Regions from separate parts of the Mus musculus genome. Here region 1 is linked to region 2. A link is a loop called in an ENCODE intact Hi-C map of the cell type or tissue named here. Cell type or tissue: heart. All regions are shown on one strand. Links, peaks and the distances in the headings refer to the core of each region. The heading gives the core; the rest is flanking DNA. Region 1 overlaps Anapc7 (anaphase promoting complex subunit 7). Region 2 overlaps Arpc3 (actin related protein 2/3 complex, subunit 3).

Region 1 (11,285 bases), core at 2,198-10,197, 49 kb after region 2:
TTGTAAAACGTAGAACAATGTCCCGTTTCGTCTCTGATGGACTCCCTGGATCCAGCCATGGACGCCACAGTTTGCAGCATCTCTGACCTAGTCATCTCACTGCTGAACCAGCGCAGTGACAGTCCCAAGAAACAGGGCAGGCTCAGCCTCTCCTCTGTTTTGTTGTTCCTTAGTTTGGACCCCAATGACCAGAAGTCTCTCGAGGGGATGCAGAAGATGGAGAAGGAGGAGAGTCCCACGGATGCCACTCAGGAGGAAGATGTGGACGACATGGAGGGGAGTGGGGAAGAAGGGGACCTGGAGGGCAGCGACAGTGAGGCAGCCCAGTGGGCAGACCAGGAGCAGTGGTTCGGCATGCAGTGAAGGCACAGTGGCAGCGCCTGGTGTTCCGAGAGTGACAGATGCTGTCGGAAGTGTGCTCACAGCAGGGCTCCCTGCCTGTTTCCAAGTAGTAGTCGGGACTGGTGTCTACCTGTCTGCTTTGCTGAGGACTGAGCGAGTTCCAAGCTGCAGACTCACCATTATGGATGGTTCTGACGTACCCAGTGGACGATGCCTTTTTCTCTTTATGACGGGTACACAGAACTGAGCCATCCTCTTAAGGGCACATGCACCTGGGTGGTCCTGCCAGAGGGAATCTGGTTCCTGGGAGTCAGGGTCCTCCCTGCCACACTCCCTATAGTCATGATGGTCCGGATGCGGGTACCGTGCTTCACGGACTGCAGAGCAGCACTTGGCCCCAGTGGGCAGATCTGAGGAGCAGATGATGGCCACACACAGGACAGGCTCACCTAATAAACTGTTCAGTGTGGTGGCACATGACACCCTTTGAGACTCTTCCTTTTATCGCCTTGTCAGAGGCAGCCATGTGGGCCTAGACAGTTTGATATAAATATACTGTCTTCTCCCATGTGCTGGGCGGCCGAGCCCCGAGCCTGTCACATGAACCAGCCTGGCTCTTCACTGAGATGCCTTCAGCATCTGCCTGCATTATTCCTCAGCACCTGGGAGCAGGTCGACTCGCCCTCCGTCCTGCATCTGCATCTCGCGTGTGATGCCTTTCAAGATGCAGATCAAGGTGCTAGGAATGTGAGAGGTTGATTCATTGTGAATAATCAGAACACTGTCAGCGCAGTAAGAAGTGGGACAGGGTGGTCTGTCTGGTGGAGACACGTTCTGGAAGCCTGCACTTGAGAGGCAGAGGCATGACAGTTGAGATGTGCTGGGCTGCATAGCAAGACTTGTCCTAAGATACATGATAAATGGACGAGGTCTCCGCAAAGTGTACCAGTGTGAGCTTCAGCCTCTGCACGCTAGCTGTCCCAAGCCATCTCTGAGGCTCCCTAGGCAGCATGTGGGTGGGGCTTTTCCTGGCTTGGCCTCACCAGGAGCCCCACTGACCAGTCAGTGCTGAGAGAGACGGCAAGACCCCTTCAGCCACAAATTGAACCCAGTCCACCCTCCTGTCTTCATGGCTGGCTGAATTCCCACCGGTCGAGATGGATCCCCCTCTCCCTTCAGTGTGCTGGGATTCCTCCCCTTCCTCCGTGTCCTCCATTGCTACTGGGAGCCTTTAGGCCAGTGTGACCCCTCCATTCCAGCAGCACCAGCCACCCCTCAGTGTGCCTTAAACAGAGATGAAAGCACAGTGGCCATGTGGTTTGGGAGCCCCGTGGCTATCCACTTGAACATTGTTCTAGGAGACCAGGGTAACCTGAGTGGGGGTGTCCTTTAACATGCACGAGGGCCACAGGGACCTTGAGGCTTTAGTGTGTCATAGTTGGGGTGAGGACAGTGCTCCCACCTAGAGTGTGAAGGCAGCCGCTCTGAATGCTGTCTGCAGCCTCTGACTCTGGGGCTTAGGACTCTGCAAGCACGAGAGCCCGGCACAGCGCTCTGACACTCACAGCCACTGTTGGTGTGAAGAGACACCGTGAGCATGGCAAGTGTTTAATTGGGGGCTTGCTGACAGTCAGGTTCAGTCCATGATTATCATGGCAGGTAGTGTGCGGCTCGCAGGCAGGTTCGTGAGGCTTGACTCATTTATTTATCCTATGTTTTTCTTGCTGTGTAGACCAGCAGTTCTGAAGAACTCTATCCTGATCCATAGGCAGAGTGAGCTTGGGCCCAGCATGGGTTTCCTCCAACAAGGCTACACCCATTCAGTCCTTCCAAATAGTGCCATTCCCCGGGAGCTAAAGCATTAAATACACGAGCCTGGGCCGGCCGTGGTGGCGCACACCTTTAATCCCAGCACATGGGAGGCAGAGGCTGGTGGATTTCTGAGTTCGAGGCAGCCAGGGGGCTACACAGAGAAACTCTGTCTTGGAAGAAAACAAAACAAAACCACACCCCACCCCCACGAGCCTGTGGGGGCCCATTCTTAGTAAAACCCTAACAGATACCATTGGTATGATGCCTGCAGCGAATCTTCACTGGTGGGATCTACAGCCCCGCCCTTCCCATGGGCTTCTCCCCACTGCTCAGTCCCTGCTGGGCGTTGGGGTCTGGTATGTGTGGTCCATCCGCAGGACCCGTGGTAGCCACATACCTGTTTCTGAGCCTGCCTTGGGAACACGGAACCAGCTTCAGTTTCTGCCCTGTCTAGCTACCCTCACACTTAGACCCTGGTTCTCAGCACCACAGACTTTGAGGTTTGGGACCCTGGACTGCGGAATGAGCATTTTCACTCTGCCCAACTTCCTGTTGTTGGCAAGCTGACTGGACTTGAGCCTGAGCCCAGAGAGGCCCTGGAGCGCCACCCTGTAGACCTTTGTGAGTGGAGAAAATGGGCCTTAACTGGCCTCACCTGTGGTCTCTGGGTTTTACAGCTTAAACCCAGCTCACCTGGGGCCATCTCCGGCCGGTAGTGTCACACTGTTAAGCTGCCAGCATAAATCCAGCACAGTCACTACAAACTCTGCCGAGACCAGTTCTCAGGGGCCACATCATTTGCTGATGACAGACAGGCCAGACTGGACATAGACCTCACCGTGGTCTCTAGGGAGGCGGCTGAGGTAAACATCTTGTTCAGACTTGCCATCCCACCCAGGCACGTCCTTCCCCAGGGGCAGAGGGTGAGGCGTCAGCTGCCACCACTTTCTTGGGGAGGTAGAGGGGCACAAAGGGCTGGCTTTTGCCATCAAGCTCCCTCCATGCCTGAATCAACTGTAGATGTGCCCAGCATGCTTCGGGGTCAGGGCCAGGGCATGGGGTTTGCCTTGACTCTTAAATGTTCGTCATTGGCAGGATAGAGTTTATTTTACAAACCACTCAGCACCTACAAGTCTAAGAAGAATCCAGAACTTTACAGATTGCCTTCCATATGGCCATCAGTAGGAAACGGTGATTGCTAAGTATCAGTAGGATGGAAAAGGCGTGGCCGTGTGGAAAATTCTGGTGGACCCAAAGTCTCAACACTCAGTTGGACCCCCCATTCCTATTTTGGGGTAGATGCCCAAAGGAATAAAAGCTCAGACAGGGACTGGACACCTGCATTCACCGTTGACAAGAGGTAGGAACAACCCAGGCTTCTAGTTAAGAGTGTGTACACGGGATGGTTGGGTCACAAAACTGGAACCACTTTGAGTGCACTTTGAGAGTGTTACACTAGAGGAGAGCACTCAGTCACAGGACAGGTGATACATTGGTTCTGCTCATCCCAGGCACCTGGGAGTCACAGTCCTCTCACTGGGCCAGGGAGAGCTGCAGCTGGGAACGCTTCAGTACTGTGGGCAGCTGTTACACAGCGAGGCCTAGGCCTAGGAAAATGCTGTAAAAAGCAGTGAAAAGTTATTGGATATTTTTACCCTTAAACGTATAGAGATAACTTGTGATTCCCCCAGCTAAACCATTAACACAGTCTGTGAAATGAACCATCTGTGCCTAGCATACAGAATGGAATGAAAATCCAGGCTCTGCTGGACCTGGGTCTCTTGGGCTGCTCTGTCCCCTGGCTACATTTGTTAGGTGGTGTGCAGAGCCCCTGTGTGGCCCTGGGCTGTTGCTGGATGCTTGTCTGCAGCCTAGTCTGTGATGTCAGAGACACTGATCTAACGGCCCCAGGACAGGAGGCGGCCACATTCTTTTTTTTTTTTTTTTTCCATTTTTTATTAGGTATTTAACTCATTTACATTTCCAATGCTATACCAAAAGTCCCCCATATCCACCCACCCCCAGCGGCCACATTCTTGTGGGCTGGTATATGCCATGAGCTCATTGTGGATGTTGGCAGTCACTCTCCGGTGACAGACTAGAACCCTTGCTGTCCCAGGACACTCCAACCTGCCTTGGCTTAGGGTTTACCAGACACTTAATGTGTGGGCCTCTGGGCTGGCAGCAGCTCACCCCTGAGGTCACATGCTGTGGCTCTTCCAACCCAAGACACCTCTCACCCTCAATGCCCTGGCTTTGTCTTCTGAACAGTTGTCATGCCCGGCCTGGCTGCGCTCAGGCTGCCAGCCAGTCTGGCCAGGGTGGTGGCGTCTTGAGACCGGTTCTCCCACAGCTTAGATCTTTAGAGCCTGTCTTTATAAACAGCCCTCTGGCGGCTTCTCTAAGCTCCCAGCTTTCCCTTCTTTGGGTAAATCCCTAGCAGCCTGTTGCCGAGCGTGGAGTGATCCTTCTTGGAACTTTCCAGCGGGCTGGCCAGATGTCTGCTCTATAAGAATATGGTAGCCCAGGCTGGACCAGTCCCCTTTGTGTCCTATTCCAGTTGTACCATCTCCCTATGCATACTCATTCTTTTTTTTTTTTTTTTAATTTTATTATTTATCACATGTAAGTACATTGTAGCTGTCTTCAGACACTCCAGAAGAAGGCGGTCAGGTCTCTTTACAGATGGTTGTGAGCCACCATGTGGTTGCTGGGAATTGAACTCAGGACCTTCAGAAGAGCAGTCAGTGCTCTTAACCACTGAGCCATCTCTTCAGCTCCCACATACTTGAGGTATGTAGGGTTACAAATGAGGTTGGGGTTACAAATGAGGACCCTGTTTGAAGTGGCAGCCATTCCTCACCGGTGCTGGGAGCTGCTGGTGACTGTTTTCTCAGGCCTGAGGTCGCAGGATGATACTTCCTTGTGCCCAGCTCTGCCTTGGAAGAACTCATTCCCCCAAGGTGGTGCTAAAGTCAGACCACCTTGCCTAAAGGCTGAGGGGTGGCTCCTGGATATGTTTCTGTGGAGGAGGGCATGTGAGGCTCCTTCGTCCTTTCTGGTCTCTGCCAGGGCCTTCCGTTCTCCATGCCTATGGCCCTCTGTTCTGAGTGTCAGCACATCCCTGGGGACCTAGGCTAGAGCATGTGGCTGGTCCTTTGGGCTCGAGCCTCCCATGGACATGATTGACCTCTATCTGTAGGCCAGGCCTGCTTTGGGGAAGGCTCGGATCTCCTTGCTGCTGCCTTTAGCCAGACTCAAGGCCTGCAGAAGCTGAGTTTTACAACAACTCATACCAACCCCTCAGCACAAAGGGCTGCCTCTGTGAGCTCGCACACAGCAGGGTTTTGCCTCAGGACTTGAGTGGGAACCAGAGAGAGCAAGAATGGCCATTACCCCTCGTGCCATTAGAGGGCAGATTGGACCTGCTACCTCCAAGCTCAAAGCCACGGAGGACCCTCCCAGTGAGTCCAGAGCTACCACTTCCCAGGGGATGCACAGTGGTTTCTTTCTCTCAATTTATTTTTGGAGCTAGGATCTCATATGTAGACTCTGTAGACCAGGCTGGCCTCAAACTCACAGAGATCTGCCTGCCTCTGCCTCCCAAGAGTTGGGACTAAAGGCATGTGCCACCACCATCCAGACAGTGCTTATTCCTTAAATAAAGCTGTAGTTAGGTGAGAGGCCTGGACTTCTCAGCATTTGGGAGGTAGAAATAGGAGTCAGGGCCACCTCAGCTACATGGTAAATGTGAGGCCAGCCTGGGATGCACCCTTGGGTGTCTTACGTCTGCGACTCTGGGAGCAGCCATACTCAGATTCTCAGCTGTGTCGTTTTATTGTTTTTTTGTTTTGTTTTTTTTTCAGACAGGGTCTTCCTATATAGCCCTGGCTGTCCTGGAACTCGCCACATAGATCACCAGGCTGCCCTCAGAGCCAGAGATCCTCCTGTCTCTGTCCCCCGAAGGCTGGGATTAAAAGCTTGTGCCACTGCAACTGGCCACCAACCCTCATTTTAAACTCTGGCGTTTGTACATAGAAAAGGAGGATTAAAGTCAAGCCGTACAGGGTCATAGATCAAGCACTTGGGGACATTTCCACCTTCACGTTTTATAATTGCTACTAATTTTCAGGGTCAGTCGCTCTCCACAATGGTGGGGCTCCGAGCACGCACTGATGCTCTCTTTTCCCGTCAAGAGCACAGCTGCTCATTGAGCCAATGCTGGGGTGGGGGTGGGGCTTTTCATAGAAACAGTGAGCAGAGGGATGCGTTGGTCCTAGAGTGACATCACAGAGTTCAGTGTACACATCACATGGAAACCTCTGGCTCAGGTCCTCCTAGGTCTACCCTGCTGCTGCATCCACGGCCACTGCTGCTTCTGTTCTCTCAGCGGCTCCTCTGGGACAGCAACACAGATGTCCAAGCCGGAAATGAACTGTTGTCTCCTTGTCCTGGATGACAGAGGTCTCAGGTCACCTCAAGTCCACCTATTGTCCCAACTGAGTTATTATGGTCTGTCTGAAATACCTTGTCACCTCAGTTCTTTAATTTTGTGCATTCTTTCCAGGTTGCTGAAAGTCCCCTCTGGTGGCTTCACGGTCATTCCTGAAAAGGATTCCTCATCCCCCCCCCCCCCATCTGTGAAAGTTTTTCTGTGTTCTGCAGTTTACCTTATCTCCACGATGTGCGGTTTTGAATCCTGTGTGGAAGTTATGTTTCCAGTTACAGGTCATGATCTTTTGCCAGTTCTGGAATATTCTCTGCTGATCAAAGGATCCATCTTTCTAACTCACAAGGGTGAAGTGACAAGGGAGTGCTTGATGCTCTCACCTGCATCCAGCTGTCCATGGTTCCTGCTAATTCTTGCTAGTGTCTTCTCACCAACCTTAGTTGCTGCTCTGTCCCTAATGCCAGCCCATCACCAAGTCCGGGATTTCTGTGGCCACCTTTTTTTTTTTCTTTTTTTTCCCCCACACACTTCAGATTTTGGATTATCTTGAGGTGTTGGGGTACTCAACAGTAGTTCTTCTTTGGAGTTTTGTCAGATGTTTTCCTGGCCTTGGCCTGAGGTGTGAAGCATTCTAAGGGACCAAAGGTGCTTGCCTGGCTGAAGTAGCACCTGCCTGGTATGTGTTTTGTGGCCTTCCCTGCCCACACTGTCCAGCGTCCCTTGGGAGGGGTGCCACCTTCACCACTGCTGGTGAGTTTGCGCTATGCAGTGCTTGCTGTGCCCTTTTAACCTCTGTTCCTGCCAGTGCCAGCCTGTGATTATTTGCACTTGTCTTGGTCTTGTCTCTTGCTATGCCCCATACCGTTTGGAAAGTGGTCTCAGGAAGTCTGGATGGGAGCATGCGTGATCCCTGCTGCTGGGTGGACATTCTGTCAGGAACCTGCCGGTGCTCATCTGCCCTAGTGATTGGAGCTAAGCCAGAATGCATCCATGCCCACTCAATTTGTGACTTGATGGTTCTCACCTCCTAAACCCCCAGCCTTTGTAATCTGCTGCCTGTATCTTGGAGTCCTTTGCTTACAACCTTTGAGACAAGGAATTGATTTATTTTTGTTTCCTTTAAAAGAGATTTTGGCCAGGCAGTGGTGATGTATGCTGTTAATTCCAGCACTCAGGAGGTAGAGGCTGGTGGATCTTGTACAGCTCCAGAAAGGTGGAACCAGCCTTCTGTACGGAGCTATTTTGGGCAGAATGCGCATCACTCACTTCGATTTTTTCCATGGTTTGGATATTCTAATCAGTGTGTTCCCAACCTGTAGACTTTGACCCATGAGGGGTGTTGAATGACTCTTTGACAGGAGTCTTTTAAGACTGCCCTGCATATCAGATATTTGTTACACTAGGAAAATCAGTTTATGAACAACAGTAACATTAATTTCATGGTTGGGGTCACCACACGAGCAACTATGATAAAAGCGTCCCAGCATCAGAACGACTGAGAACCTGCTCTGGATCTTGTTTATTGGTAGCAGCCATTATTTCCAGTCTTTGTAATAGTGAAGTGGGAAGCCAGGCATGGCGGGCCCACTTGGGAGGAGGTGGAGGCAGCAGGAACAGTTGAAGGGCAGGTTCAGCTATATGCTGTTTGGGCCACAGCCTGGGCCATGAGGCTCTACCTAAAAAACTAAAATGGATTCTTCTTGTCTGGACATATTTGGGAACTGCAGCGTGTTGTTGGGTTGGGCCCTTAAAAATAGATCTGAAGCTAGGCATGATGCAGGCCTTTAATTCCAGCACTTGGGAGGCAGGAACAGCTTTTGAGATTTAGACCACGGCATGAGACTTAAAAAAGTGGAGTCTGGGGATAGACAACCTCCTCCAGAGTGGTGAGAGCGCATATCCATCCCTACAATGCCATTAGAGGGTACTTCTCTGCTCAGTTACAAGAAATCTGTTTACTTGACTCTGGAGTGTAATCACCTGTCTTCTGGCTAGGATTGTTGTCTTCTTCCGTCATTCCCCCCTCCCCCTCAGTTTCAGGTCTTGCCAAGAAAGGCAAAGTTTCCTCCTTGTATTTAAAAAGACAAGGATGTGAGAGGCTCCATGGTGAGGCCTTGACTAGCACACCCACTGTTGAGGGCCTAGTGCTGTGTCACGGGTGCTGGGTCTGTACTGACCCTCAATGCTGACTCCTGCTTCACGCTCCGAGGCTTCTTACAGCTACACACTCGATAGTTTTGCTTCTCTACTGCAAACCGTGCTGTAGCCCTGTGAGGCCTAGAGTGGACCTGCTAGGTCACGAAGGGCTTTGGACTTAGGTGACACCCAGTTGTTCTCCAGGGGGCACTGGGCTCCCACCAGCCATGGAAAACGCACAGCTTACACAGGACAGCATCCTGCGCTCATGACTTTCTCTTCCAAAGTGTAGACATTAAAACCCTTTAATCCATTTGCACTAGATTGGGCCTAAAGATATAGAAGTGTTTCTGCCAAGCACAAGGGCTCAAGTGGCCTTCAGACCTCCTGCTTGGCATACTTCATGTCCATGAAAAACAAGCCTATTAGATTAAAAGAATTGTGTTGACATCTGGTCTTAGAAGTTACTAAAGGTTGCTAAGAACAGGATGTCTGCTGGGCGGCTGTGGTGCGTACATACACCTCGCAGCACTTGGGAGGCAGAGACAGAGTTCCAGGCCAGCCTGGTCTTTATTCCTTCTGAGAAATTTCTTCGTTGAATATGAGCTGAAGTGTTGGGGACAGTGATCCTGTAATTCTGAAATGTTAGGAATAACTCGAGTTGTTTATTCTGAAAGGGGCAGGAGTGGAGGTCAGAGGACAAGTTTGTGGATGGAGCTGGTTCTCCCATGGGTTCTAGGAGTCAAGCCCAGGACTCCAGACTCATCTTAAGGGAAAGGCCTTTACCTGCTGAGCCATCTTGGCCCTGGATGCTGTCAAAAAGCTGTCCTATTACAGGAGCTGACAGGACTCATTTGAAGCTTATCTCTGCCAAGTAAGGCCAGAATAGCAGTTTAAGGGAGAATTCAGGATCCTTTCAGGTCTACTTCTGTCTCCCGTCACAGTCACTTTGCATCTGAACAGTCACACAACTCCCGAGGCTAGTCACGTGTAGACTTCTAGTCTGAGCTGAAAAGGCCTGATTTCTGCTGAAGGTCACTGTGACACGCATTCTGCTTCCCTCCAGGTTAACTACAAAACCAGTCTCCCAGGGAGGCCTCAGTGCCCGTCCCCACCCTCCTGTAAATCAGCCACAGCTCTGCTGAGGGTTTATCGTAGAATAGATTTATTTACCTGAAATCATGTCTGTGCAATACCTGTTACCAGCACAGAAACTGACCTCTATTTACAGACTACAGTCAAACATGCGCTGTGAGAAGCTGTGAGCAACTGAACTGACGCTGAGCACTTTATTACGATAAATGCACACAATACTTGTATTGCACCAACATCTGTCTACTGCTTCTGACTTCATTAAATAAGTTACAATAATACAGTGTGGAACAGCTGGCTGCACACCTAAACAACTGAAGTTAGGACTGGAGGCCTATGTTGTAACCATTCAGCAGCTGTAGTGTTTTAAATGAATTTATAAATAAGCAAACTGTACAGGGCCCATTAGAAAGCATGTTTCAATGTCACTGTAGAGCAATCTGGCCACTTACAACTGAAGGCATGCATTACAATTATCATACAGTTAGAGAGGCTATGACATTTTGCAGAGAAATGTGGAGACTTGGCTGATGGCTTCTGTTCTTGGATAAGGTTTCAGAACCTCCTTCTCGCAGCAAAGAAACCAACTTCTCTGGAGAGGCTCTCTGATTTGTTATGCTAAATTGTACATTTGTTATTATTTTGATTGAACAGCTAAAACCCCACTGGTAATACACATTTCCTCCACATCACACAGTGAGTTGGGGACTGTTTCTATTTTTCTTTTCCCCAACCTCAGTCATGCAGAGGGCTGGTAGATGTGTTGCTAACAACGCACATGCACGCACCCGAACACCCTTATATTTCTGCAAATGGTTTAGGAAGCGGTTACTCCAGTATTGCTGAAAAGGAAAGAGAGAGGAAATCAGCTTTTCGAAACGTAGAGCAATGTTAAGACACAACAACAGGGACAGACAGAAAGAACACTGCATTTGGTCTAGATGCAAAACCAGCATTTCTGACGGAGTGTTCCAAGTGCTTGCTGCCCAGGCACATCTAGAAGCAGTGGCTTGGTGACTGCCCTGGGCCGCCTCCTACCAAAGTTCCAGGAGGCAGAAACTAGAAGGCATGTCAGGTACAGGGCTGAGAGCCATGCAGAGGGTGAGGCAGGTGGAGCAGTGAGTGGCATGGCACCAGGGGAGAGGCCTTCCTGTCCCTCCCTGTTCTCTATGGCAGCCAGTCCTGGGCTACAGGCTCAGCTCTGCTTTGAAGGTTTCCCAATTGCAGGGGTCAGTCCTAATGGAGTTTGGCAGCTCACGACAAAGGGCAACCATGCTTTTTGGCTCTGCGGCTCTGCAGGCACCGAGCCAATGCTGCCATCTTAGATGTTCCTGAGGCCTGTGCCATTGTTGGGGCTGAGACCCTATTTTGAGGGTGCTGTGATAGCAGCTGCTGTGAGATGGCTAGCCTTCTCCAGCCTTAGTAGCCCTGCTAGCTCTCCGGGGAGGCCACC
Region 2 (11,285 bases), core at 1,940-9,939:
TAACCTGCATAGTAAGTGAGAGGCCAGCCTGGGCTACCTGCATAGTAAGTGAGAGGCCAGCCTGGGCTACCTGCATAGTAAGTGAGAGGCCAGCCTGGGCTACCTGTTGTGGTTGAAGGGGGTGGGGGTGGGGAAACAGGTTCCAGGAAGAATCGACCTGTGGTCATAAGGACAGGAAGTGGCAGATTTCAAAGCCAGGCCTTGGGTCCTGGTTTGCTGGAGGGTGGGAAACCTGTTTTGTGTGGTCTCTGTAGTAGAGTGTTTCAGCTTGCATCATGTCACGGAGTGCAGAACTGGAGGAAGCGCATCCTTCCATAATGCACGTCTAGCCTAAGGATGCAATCCCAGGAGGCACAGGCAGGCGGATCTTTGTAAGCTTGAGGTCAGCTTGGTCTACCTAGGGAGTCCCAGGTCAGCCAGGGCTGCTTGGAGTAGTGAGAGCCTGTCTCAAAAAGCTGACGTTGGGGGCATTCAGTCAGTGAAACACTTGCCACTCAAGCACGAGCACTTGAGTTCTGTCCCAGACTTCACGAAAGTGGCCAGATGTGGTGGCATCTGTCTATAAGCCTAGTGCTGGAGAGGCAAAGACAGGAGGATCTGTGGGGCTTGCTGGCGGCCTGTCTGTCCAGGTGGTGAGCTTCAGGTTCAATGACAGCCCCTGTCCTGAATATAAAGGTGGAGAAGCAACTGAGGAGGTCACCTGATGATGACCTCTGACATGTGCACACATGAGCACCCAGATTCATGAACACACACTCACACACACTCTCACACACGATACTAATAGGAAAAAAAAAGAACCTGGTCTCAAAAAAAAGCTCTGTGTGTGTGTGTGTGTGTGTGTGAGTGAGAGAGAGAGAGAGAGAGAGAGAGAGAGAGAGAGAGAGAGAGAGAATGAGAATATGAAGATCTAAAGAACATGGGCAGGGCCTGACGGGACAGGAGAGATGGCTCAGCAGTTAAGAGCGCTAGCTGCTCTGTCTTAGTCAGGGTTTCTATTCCTGCACAAACATCATGACCAAGAAACAGTTGGGGAGGAAAAGGTTTATTCAGCTTACTCTTCCACATTGCTGTTCATCACCAAAGAAAGTCAGGACTGGAATTCAAACAGGTCAGGAAGCAGGAGCTGATGCAGAAGCCATGGAGAGATGTTCTTTACAGGCTTGCTTCCCCTGGCTTACTCAGCCTGCTCTCTTATAAAACCAAGACTACCAGCCCAGAGATGGTCCCATCCACAAGGGGCCTTTCCCCCTTGATCACTAATTGAGAAAATGCCCCACAGCTGGATCTCATGGAGGCATTTCCCCAACTGAAGCTCCTTTCTCTGTGATAACACCAGTTGTGTCAAGTTGACACAAAACTAGCCAGTACACTGCTCTTTCAGGAAGTCCAGGTTCAACTCCCAGCACCCTGTTCCAAGGGATCCCACACCCTCACACAAACATGCATGCAGGCAAAACACCAATTACACAAAATACAAATAAATTATTTTTTAGAAAAGAATATAAATAATAAAGACAGGCATAGTGGTACTGAATAGTGAGACCCTGTCTTGACAAAACAAAACAAGAAGGAGAACATTAATAAAATGAAGTAAAATTAGTAGAAGACAGTGGTAAAGTGTAATTTTTTTATTTTTTGGTTTTTCGAGACAGGGTTCCTCTGTGTAGCACTGGCTGTCCTGGAACGCACTCTGTAGACCAGGTTGGCCTCGAACTCAGAAATCCACCTGCCTCTGCCTCCCAAGTGCTGGGATTAAAGGCGTGTACCACCATGCCCGGCTCTGATATATATATATATTTTTTTTTTATGATGGGGTTTGAGGTACTGCCTACCTCTGTTTTCCGTGTCTAGTTTAGTGTGAGCGGAGGGCTACGCTTATCCACCAGCTGACAGAACGTCTCAGAATCCACCAGTTGGTTCTCTTGAGTCAGGCGCTGGCTCCCCGTAAGCCGACGCCAGCCCTTTTCTCCCACAGTTGGTCCTCGCCTTGTCTCCTGGTGACACTTGTTTTCTCTCTTCCCTGGGCTGGCCCCTGCAGGCATACCACTCTTCTCTCATGGACCCGGACACCAAGCTCATCGGTAACATGGCCCTGTTGCCCCTCCGAAGCCAGTTCAAAGGACCCGCCCCTCGCGAGAGTAAGTCTCTGGGTTCTTTTGTTGGGTTCCAAGCAGACCTGCTGACTTGAGAGCAGGGAAGAGCTTAGCTTGAGTCACTCTTCCTTGGCTTCCTGTCACACTTGACCAGGAGCAGCCTGTTGCGCTCCACAGGAAACTGGTTCAAACTCCTCCAGGATGTTTACGTGAGCTGAAAGGAAATGTGGGCTGTGGGGCGTGGCCCCGTTGGTAGAGACATGGCTTGGCCTGCATGAGACCCCCAAGTTCCATTGAGAGCCAGGGGATGTGGTACACACCTGAAATCCTAGCACTTAGGAGGAGGCGGCCGGAAGATCTGGAGTTCAAAGTCGTTCTCAGCTAGCTCCAGGCCAACCTGGGCTACTGAAACTCTGTCTCAAAAAAAAAAAAAAAAAAGGAATTGTGTTGAATTCTGGCCACAGTCCCCACAGGCACTGTCAGTTATTTCAGACTAACTGAATGGCAGGTCCCCAGCCTTCTTCTGACAGCATTGTGTGGGCATAGGCAGTACCTCGGAGGCTGAGATAAGGAGGTGGCTGGAGTCTGGTAGTTCAAGACCTACCTAAGCAAGGGTGAAACCTGTCTCCAAAAACAAGGAAAATGAACCTTTCCCCCACCAAAGCTATGACTTCTTTGGTCACCTTTAAAAAAAAAAGTCACTTGCTTTTGATTCTGACTTGTGTGTGAGGGCCCACGGGAGCCACAGCACACAGTTAGAGGTGACACCTGGTTCTTACATGAGTCCCAAGGGTCCTAACTCCGGTGACGGAGCTCTCTCTGCAAGCGCGCTTACCCGCTGAGCCATCTCCACAGCCCTCTGTCAGATTCTCACCATACCCCAGTGTTAGACCTTTCTCGGATGTGTGAGAAGGGAATCTCTCTCTAAAACCCTGGTGGGCCTGGAGGTCAAACCACTCTAGCCTCAATTCGTGGTGCTCCTCCTGCCTGCTTCCCCAGTGAGACTCCTGAGTGCTTTGAAACAGTTTATGTCTGTGCTTGCTTTTGTTTTTCTGAATTTTATTTCTTTGCTTTCTTAGTGGTTTTTGTTGTTTGTTCCGTATTTAACTTGTTTGGTTTTGGTGGTGGCTTGTTTTGCTTTCTTTCTTTCTTTTTTTTTTTTTTAAATTTTGCTTTTAAAACAAGAACAAAAAACCAGATGGTTTAAGGAAGCCACCCGAGCTCTGTCAGCTTCTGTGTGGTTAGAGCGGCCATTCTGAGGCCATGGGGCTTCGCCTGGTGTTTCACACTTTTACAAAGGGCAGAGTTGAAAATGGAAAAAGTAGCTTTATGTCCTGGAGTCCTCGAGCCCGTTGTCTGTCCTTCCTCTCTCTGACGCCCCTGGTTCTTGGTCTTCTTTATAGATGTTATCCTGTGCACACCCTTCCACCTGCTTGCATGAGGGCGTTACAGGCTGGGATCCTCGCACGGGGGAGATCGTGCGTTCTTTTCTGTTTGGGGTTTGGATCACCTTGATGGTTGCATGTTCATCCTCTTTCCTGCTCATCTCATGATTTTGTTATCAGGGGGCTGGAGAGATGGCTCAGTGGTTTAGCACACTGGCTGCTCTCCCAGGGGGCCAGGGTTCAAGTCCCAGCACCCACATGGCAGCTTACAGCTGTCTGTAACTCCAGTTCCCGGGAATCTGACGCCCTCACGCAGACACACATGCAGCAATACACCAATGCACATAAAATAAATAAATCTCTAAAAAAGATAAAAACCCTCCTGATTTCACTTACCTTCACAGCCTAGTGATGCTCCGTTTTGTATGGAACTACATTTTCATTGTCTGTTCTTCTGTTGGTGGACAACTAGCTGGGTTCCTTGTCTTTGCTACCGAAATAAAGTAGCGATAAATGCAGATGTGTAGATAAGACTGTGGCAGGACAGGAGGCCTTGGGTATGTGCCCAGGAGTAAAATAGCTGGATCATATGGGAAGTCTATTTTTAATCATCTGAGAACCCTTCAAACTGATCTCCACAATGGCCATGTTAATTTGCACTTTGACTACCAGCCGGTCAGGCTTCCCTTTCCCCCACATCCTCTCTAACATTTGTTGTCAGGTTTTTAAAAAGCATGCTTAGTTTTTTGATTTTAATATATATATGTATGTATGTATGTATGTATGTATATATCTTAAGTTGGACAGTTGTAGGGCACACCTTTCATCCCAGCACTCAAGAGGCAGAGGCAGGGGCTGATGAATCTCTGTGAGTTTGAGGCTCCTGGTTTACAAAGTCAGTTCCAGGAAAGCCAGGGCTACACAGAGAAAACCTATTTCAAAAAATCAAAAATACAAGAGAATTTATTTTATTTTGTGTGTGTGAATGTTTGCCCGTCAGGATGTATATGTACCATATTTGTGCTTGGTGTCCACAGAAGCCAAAGAGGGCATTGGAATTCCTAAAGCTGGTGTTTCAGATGGTTGTGAGCCACAATGTAGGTGCTGGAAACTGAAACCGGGCCCTCTGAAAAGCAGTCAGTGCCCTTAACCACTGAGCCTTCTCTACAGCCTGTGACTAAAGTTAGGGTCTTGCTGTCTAGCCTTGGCTGACCGGTACACCTCCTGATAATTGATTGGCCTTGTGACTCGGGTAAGGTAGTGTCTCCGAGCAGTATAAACTTGTGTATCCCTAAGATCAGGAATGTTGAACACTTTTAAAAATAGTTCCTGGCCATTTGTATCTCTTATTTTGAAAAGAGTCTGCTCATTCACCCATTTATTGATTGGTAGCTGGTGGTCTTGTTTGTGGGGGGTTTTTGTTTTGTTTTAGTTTTTGTTGGGGGGTGTTTGTGTTTTAGACAGGGTTTCTCTGTGTAGTCCTCGCTGTCCTGGAACTCGCACTGTAGACCAGGCTGGCCCCACACCAGAGCTGCCTGCCTCTGCCTCCCGAGTGCCGGGATTAAAGCTGAATTGTGATTTCTTTGATATGTGCTCACAGCTTGGTTTCCCAGTCTAGTCTGAGAAGTTTGGGATTATACACCCTTACTAATTATTGTTTGTAGCCATCAAGACGAAGTGTCCACTCTACCCTCAGCCGCACTCCGGATCCCCCATTCCATTTCTGAGGCAATTTTTCACTGTTCCCGAAGATTTTTTTCTAACACTGACAAGTCTTGAGATGTTCCGCCAACGGCGTCATCCTTTCTGTTGTTGCAGACACAGAGCCCAGACCCTGCAAATGTCTGGCCCGAGTTCCATGCCTGGTCTCCAAGCACACAGTTACAATTCCCACCTGTGTCCCCTTCCCCTTCCCCTTCCTTTTTCTGCCAGGTTATTTGACTTGACTTCCTCTTAAATGAATTTGTTTGCAACACTGGTTGAAATGTAAGTAAATTGAGTAGATCTGGCCATTCACTGCTTCTGAGAAGAAGGAGCAGGTGGGGAAAGACAGCCTTGAGGAGACCTGCAGTACTTAAAAGTTGCTGGCCAGTGAGCCCTGTCACACGGTTACAGATAACACATTGCTCTAGAAGATACAGCCAACTCAGAATGGAGAACATCCTAGCCACCTTCAAGCTGAGTCCTCCAGGGAGAAACAGAACACGTGAGGGTGACTGTCCCTCGTCCCAGAGGGGCTGGAACTGTTGGAGCAGATGTCTGAGATAGGGTTTGTCTGTAGCATGTGGGAGGCCCTGGGTTCGAGCCTCGGCTCTAGAAAAATCCTTTCCTGCTGTGCATGTATCTTTGCGTGCCTCTGTGTGCCAAGCTCTGTGTAGGTCTCCTCCGCCGTCTCCCTTAGGTGCTCTGGAGAAGTTTCCTTTCCTTAGGGGCGGGACGCTAAGGACAGGAAGGTAGAGTTAAAGTTCTGACGCTGACGCGGCCCTCAGAGAAGCACCAGCGAGGCTGTGAGGGAGTGGTAGCCCAGGCCAAGGCTGTCATGTGGTGCTGATGCAGCCAGCTGCTGCACGTCAAACCCGGGAAGTCTGACCTTTCAAAATGAAAAAGAGAGGACAGACTGCCAAAGAGATTGTGTAACGAGATGTGCGTCTGTCACAGAGTGCTCTGGCTTCCCTCAGTTAGTGGCAACTTAGAACCTGCTGGATTTAAGCCATGGTTTTCATAAAAAGAAGGAAATGTCCCCGATGTCCCTAAATAATTTGAGCATTTCTCCTGAGATGACAGTGCGTGGGCTCGAATAAAATTATATCAACACTTGGTTACACTGTGCTCGGGCTAAAGGGAAGGCTCAGAGGTTAAGAGCACTTCCTGCTCCTCCAGAGGACCTACATTGGCCTCACAAGCACCTGTAACTCCGGCTCCAAGGGACCTGGTGCCCTCTGACCTCTGTGGGTATCTGTGCACATGTGGCATACGTACAGACACACATGTAAGGGTTTTGTTTCCTTGGGTTTTTTGAGTTGGTTTGGTTTTGGTTTTGAAGACAGGGTTTCTTTGTGAAGCTCTGGCTTTCTTTGAACTCTTGGAACTCGCCTTGTAGACCAGGGTGGTCTCCAACCAATGGATCTACCTGCCTCTTCCTCCAGAGTGCTGGGAACAAAAGTGGGTACCACCACTGCCGGAATGTGTGCTGCACGGTTCCCTGGGAGCCCAGCAGAGGGCGCTAGATCCCCAGGAACTGAGCCCAGCAGAGCACCTGCAGCGCCTTCCTTGGTTTCCTTTATCCAGGTCTCAATCTTGTGCGGTAGGCTTGGTTGCCTGTGCTCGCCGCCTCTGGGTGTGAGGTTTGCCTTTGGTAATGGTCTCTGCCTTCTCTTGTCTCCCGCTTAGCCAAAGACACGGACATTGTGGATGAAGCCATCTACTACTTCAAGGCCAATGTCTTCTTCAAGAACTATGAAATTAAGGTAACTTCCAAGGAATGCTTAGTTTTCAGAAGGGGATAAAATTCTACCTGGAAGTCAGGTTGCTGTGAGGGCTAAATGGTGAGGGTGACTGTAGGATTTGAGACGAGACCCTGAGGAGGGTGCTGTGTTATAGTTTCTCTTCCTTTCTTGCTTTCTTGCTATCTTGCTTTCTTTATTTCAGATTATTTATTGTAGGCTGGGTGTGGTGGCACACACATTTAATCCCAACACTCAGGAGGCATCCACACAGGTGGATCTATGTGAGTACAGGACCAGCCTGGTCTACAGAGTTAGTTTCAGGATAGCCAGGGCTACACAAAGAAACCTTGTCTTGAAAAACCAAAAAGTCAAACAAGAAAAATTTAATGTGTGTGTGTGTGTGTGTGTGTCTGCGTAGAAGAAGGAGTTAAATCTCATGACTCAAGTTAGAAATGACTACAAACTACCACGTGTGTTGTGGGACAAACCCAGGTCCACTGCAAAAAGCAATCGCTCTGAGCTGCTGAGCCCTCACCTCACCCCTTCGTGCATTTTGATTCTTTCCGTTCTACACTTGTTACCGCTGTGCATGCCAGACGACCCACTGCCTGTTTTTGCAAATAAACCTCACTGGAGCACAGCCGTGCCTGTTTGTTTATGCATTCGCTGTGTCTGTTTTCGCACTGAACCGTGACTGACCAGTCACAACTGGTCATTAGCCACAAAACCTAAACAGCTCATTATCCGGCCTTGTCAGGGTTTGCCAAGCTCCGGTCTAGACGCATCTGTGTGTATTCAGTATTGATTAAGCACCCATGACATACCAGACCCATGTGCCCTGGTCCTTCCTGGGACCTCGCCCTCCTTCCCCTCCCTGAGGAGGGTGAGGAGGGTGGCCAGGGGCCTGGCTATAAAGGGGATGGATGGTACGAGACACACATTTCCTGAGCTACTGTGGTGAGCCAGGCACAAAGAAGGGCAAAGGATGTTCTTGACTGTGCTGTAAACTGTGTGGCTTCACCTTCTGCTCCCCTCAGGGATAGCAGAGTCCATCAGGTGTGGACTCTATCCAGTGCTGAGCACCGTGTCTGTAACCAACAGCTAGCCTGTGCTGTGCCAGTGAGAGCTGTGACAGGGACAGGCTAGATGCAGGGTTCGCCTGTCAGGAGCCAGAGGCTTGAAGGTTGTCCAAGAATGAGAGGCCAGCCAGGACTGTGGAGCAGAGACCCTGTCTCAGAACAAAGCAGAGAGCAGAGACACGTGTAATCTTTATCTGACTATAACTGTAAAACTGGGCACAGGCGACTGACATGTGATCAGTAGTCACCAGCTGTCTTCAATTCTTCCAGTCAGTGGAGATGTTGGGCCTGTGGAACTCTCCCAGAACTTGTCACGTGCAGTGGCTCCTTCCACTGCCAAGGAAGGGATGTATCTGTTCTCAGAGACACTCATGGGGAAAAGTTTTTTTTTAAAGTGAGCGCCCAGCTCTCCATTCTCCACCCTACACAGCATGAGGAAGGGGCTGTTGGCCAGGGCAACTGCACAGCTGGGTTTGGGGAAACTGGGCACCCTGTGGATGCCAGTGCGTAATGGAGGCAGAGATGCCCTGAACGGTCCGCCTCATGAGGTCATTGTGTTGTTTCTTCCCCCTTGTAGAATGAAGCGGACAGGACATTGATCTACATCACACTCTACATTTCTGAGTGTCTAAAGAAACTCCAAAAGGTAATGAGACTTGGCTTTTCACACACGAGGACAACAGCGAGAGATAGGCTAGCCCTCGCAGCCACCCGGGTCTGCCAAGACCCGAGGACAGGCTAACGTCTGATCTCTTCTGATGTGACCCCTAGGTGACTGACACGGAGGCAGAGGGCTGGGAGGTGTAGAGTGGACAGCAGCAGACAGCCGTGTTAGAGTCTCCCCCGTGTAAAGGCCTCAGCTGTTTCAAAAAGCTGACTCTGATGTCCATATGTATCTCTGCTTCAGACTTTAACTAGTAAGACCCTACTGTAGGGTAGAGGCGCACACCTTTAATCCCAGCGCTCAGGAGGCAGGAGCAGGTGGATCTCTGAGTTCGAGGCCAGCCTAGTTTGTGTCATGAGTTCAAGGACAGCAAAAGCTACATACTAAGGTTCTGTCTCAAAAAAATAAAAATAAAAGAAATTACTGTGTGCATTTATGAAGAGAAATGTGTGCCTATGTGGCAAGTTTGGTTTTTAGTATTTGAACTCCTGCTTTCCACTGCAGTAGTTTCTCTGGGCTTATTCCTTGGGAGCAGTGTTGAGAGGGCTGCAGGTTCAGGCACTGCAGACGGGCACTCACAGAACACCCACCCACGCGTACACCCCTGGCAGCTGCGTGCAGTGAAGGGTTGTATTTGGAGACTTACTCTCACGTACCAACGGTGTCCTTTGATTTTAGTGCAACTCCAAGAGCCAAGGCGAGAAGGAAATGTACACGCTAGGAATCACCAACTTCCCTATCCCCGGAGAGCCTGGCTTTCCTCTCAACGCCATTTATGCCAAGCCTGCGAGCAAACAGGAGGACGGTAAGAACAAGACTGGAAGTGTGTGTGTGTGTGTGTGTGTGTGTGTGTGTGTGTGTGGGCAAGTCAAGTGGGTGTGAATGTACTTGTGTGCTTGTGTGCTCCGAGGCCAGAGGTTGGTTTTGGGTCTTTGGTCACTGTCCACGTTGCATATCTAGGCAATATCGAGGCAAGCTCTTTCACTGCACATGGAACTCACTGACTGAGCTCGTGTAACTGGCCAGCTTGCTCCCGGGATCCCCCGGCCCTGCCCCTCCTAAGGGCTGGCGCTGCAGGCAGGCCAGCCACCGTGCCCACTGTACTTGTATGTGGATGCTGAGGATTGTTTCTCTGGTTCTCGTGCACGGCAGGCTCTTTCTCCTCTGAACCATCTCCCCGGCCCACTGGCTGGTGCTCAGATTGACAGCGGGGTGCTCAGCACACGCGTGTTGCCTTAACTGTCACAAGAGAGCTTGGGAACAAGTGTAACGAACATGCAGAGATTGTTGAACTACTACCAAAATGAACGTAGTTATGAAACCATTCTGTGTCAGCAAGGTGGCTCAGCTGGTAAAGGCAGCCGCTGACAAGCCTGACGGTCTGGGCTTGATTCCTGGGACCCACACACACAGTGGAAGGAGAAAACCACACTCCTGTAAGTGCGCGTATGCGTGCGCGCACACAGAGGAAGAGAGAGAGAGAGAAAGAGAGAGACCAAGACGACCAAGAGGACCAAGACCATCTAGGCCATTCTTTCTTGTCCTAAGCTGTCTGAATGTGTGCAAATACTTCACCAAGGTCAGTGTCAGACAGGCCATGGTTAGGGCCTCCTCACACACAGATTTCCTGTATTGCAGAGATGATGCGGGCGTACCTCCAGCAGCTGAGGCAAGAGACCGGACTGAGGCTGTGTGAGAAGGTTTTTGACCCTCAGAGTGATAAACCCAGCAAGGTGAGATGTCCCCTTCTGCCTGTTTAATTGGAGCTGGAGCCTCTGGCCCGTGGCCTTCTAAACCGCTGAAGTCTGCTGTCGAGAGCGATCATTTCTGCCTGCTCTGGAAGACCACGGCTATCGTTTATGTATGGGCTGTGTAGCCATATGTCCACAGTCTGTGGCTGTTGGTCCCTGCTGTGAAATGGCATGGCATCTGTATGTGATGTAAATGCCATGTAAAATGGAAATGGTGGCTCTGTTGCATCAGGTACAGAACAGTCACAGGGAGCAATCTGTGTGTGTGTGCGTGTATGTGCATGCATGCGTGTATACAGTGCGTGTCAGGGCCCCTTGGTTGGGGTGGGGGGGGGGGTGAACAATGGCCCAGGCTGGACTTGAGCTAACTGTGTGGCCACAGGTGACCTTAGCTCCTTCTGCCTCTGCCTCTAGTTCTGCAGTACACAGGCATGCTACCGCGTCTGCCTCACATGCCTTCCTGCCCGTGGGTGGATGTGATACGAGCCTCACGCCTGGGGAGGGCCAGGTGGACGCGTCTCCCTGCTCTGTGGGGTCACCTTTGAGTTCAGTGGGAGGTGTCTGCTGTTTACACTGTTGTTTGTCATAGAGAGAGGCTGGAATGCTGGCCCGCGCCCACACTTGCACTGTGCCCTGACCCTGAGCATATGCTCTGTCTTGTGCCTTTGACAGTGGTGGACTTGCTTTGTGAAGAGACAGTTCATGAACAAGAGTCTTTCGGGGCCTGGGCAGTGAGAGGAGCCTGGGCAGCACCATCACGTGGAGACACATCATAGGACACACAGGCCGATGTGTCTGTTCATACCTACCGTATCAAGGAGAGAAGAGAGCCTGTCTTTGCTGGAAAAGCTCTTGGTCAAGAAT

Evidence for each region. A loop is a pair of places that touch in the nucleus more often than their neighbours do. Peaks named below come from ENCODE experiments on the same cell type or tissue, not always from the same donor. Only the 100,000 strongest peaks of a DNase experiment are listed, where the experiment ranks them.
Region 1: a loop joins it to region 2, with 2.2 times the contacts of the local background. A loop is called at or near these places in 2 of 42 quality-filtered maps.

Annotation. Positions count from the first base shown.
Region 1 is chr5:122,443,631-122,454,915 of GRCm38, forward strand. It overlaps Anapc7 (anaphase promoting complex subunit 7), which reads left to right. Exons shown (of 11, transcript NM_019805.4): 11 at 174-1,282. The coding sequence ends at 363. It also overlaps a transcript of Atp2a2 not described here. Among named protein-coding and RNA genes, the nearest start is that of Anapc7, 27 kb to the left of the region's middle. In heart, for the core only: CTCF peaks have their summits at 5,567, 7,315 and 7,519; DNase peaks (open chromatin) are centred at 4,391, 5,325, 6,521 and 7,411; H3K27ac peaks cover 1,616 bases.
Region 2 is chr5:122,394,776-122,406,060 of GRCm38, forward strand. It overlaps Arpc3 (actin related protein 2/3 complex, subunit 3), which reads left to right. Exons shown (of 7, transcript NM_019824.4): 2 at 2,042-2,141; 3 at 6,872-6,948; 4 at 8,584-8,652; 5 at 9,349-9,475; 6 at 10,309-10,403; 7 at 11,094-11,285. The coding sequence ends at 11,156. Among named protein-coding and RNA genes, the nearest start is that of Gm32853, 7.1 kb to the left of the region's middle. In heart, for the core only: no CTCF peak of the experiment used is centred there; DNase peaks (open chromatin) are centred at 2,256, 6,046, 6,676, 8,206 and 3 weaker places; H3K27ac peaks cover 490 bases.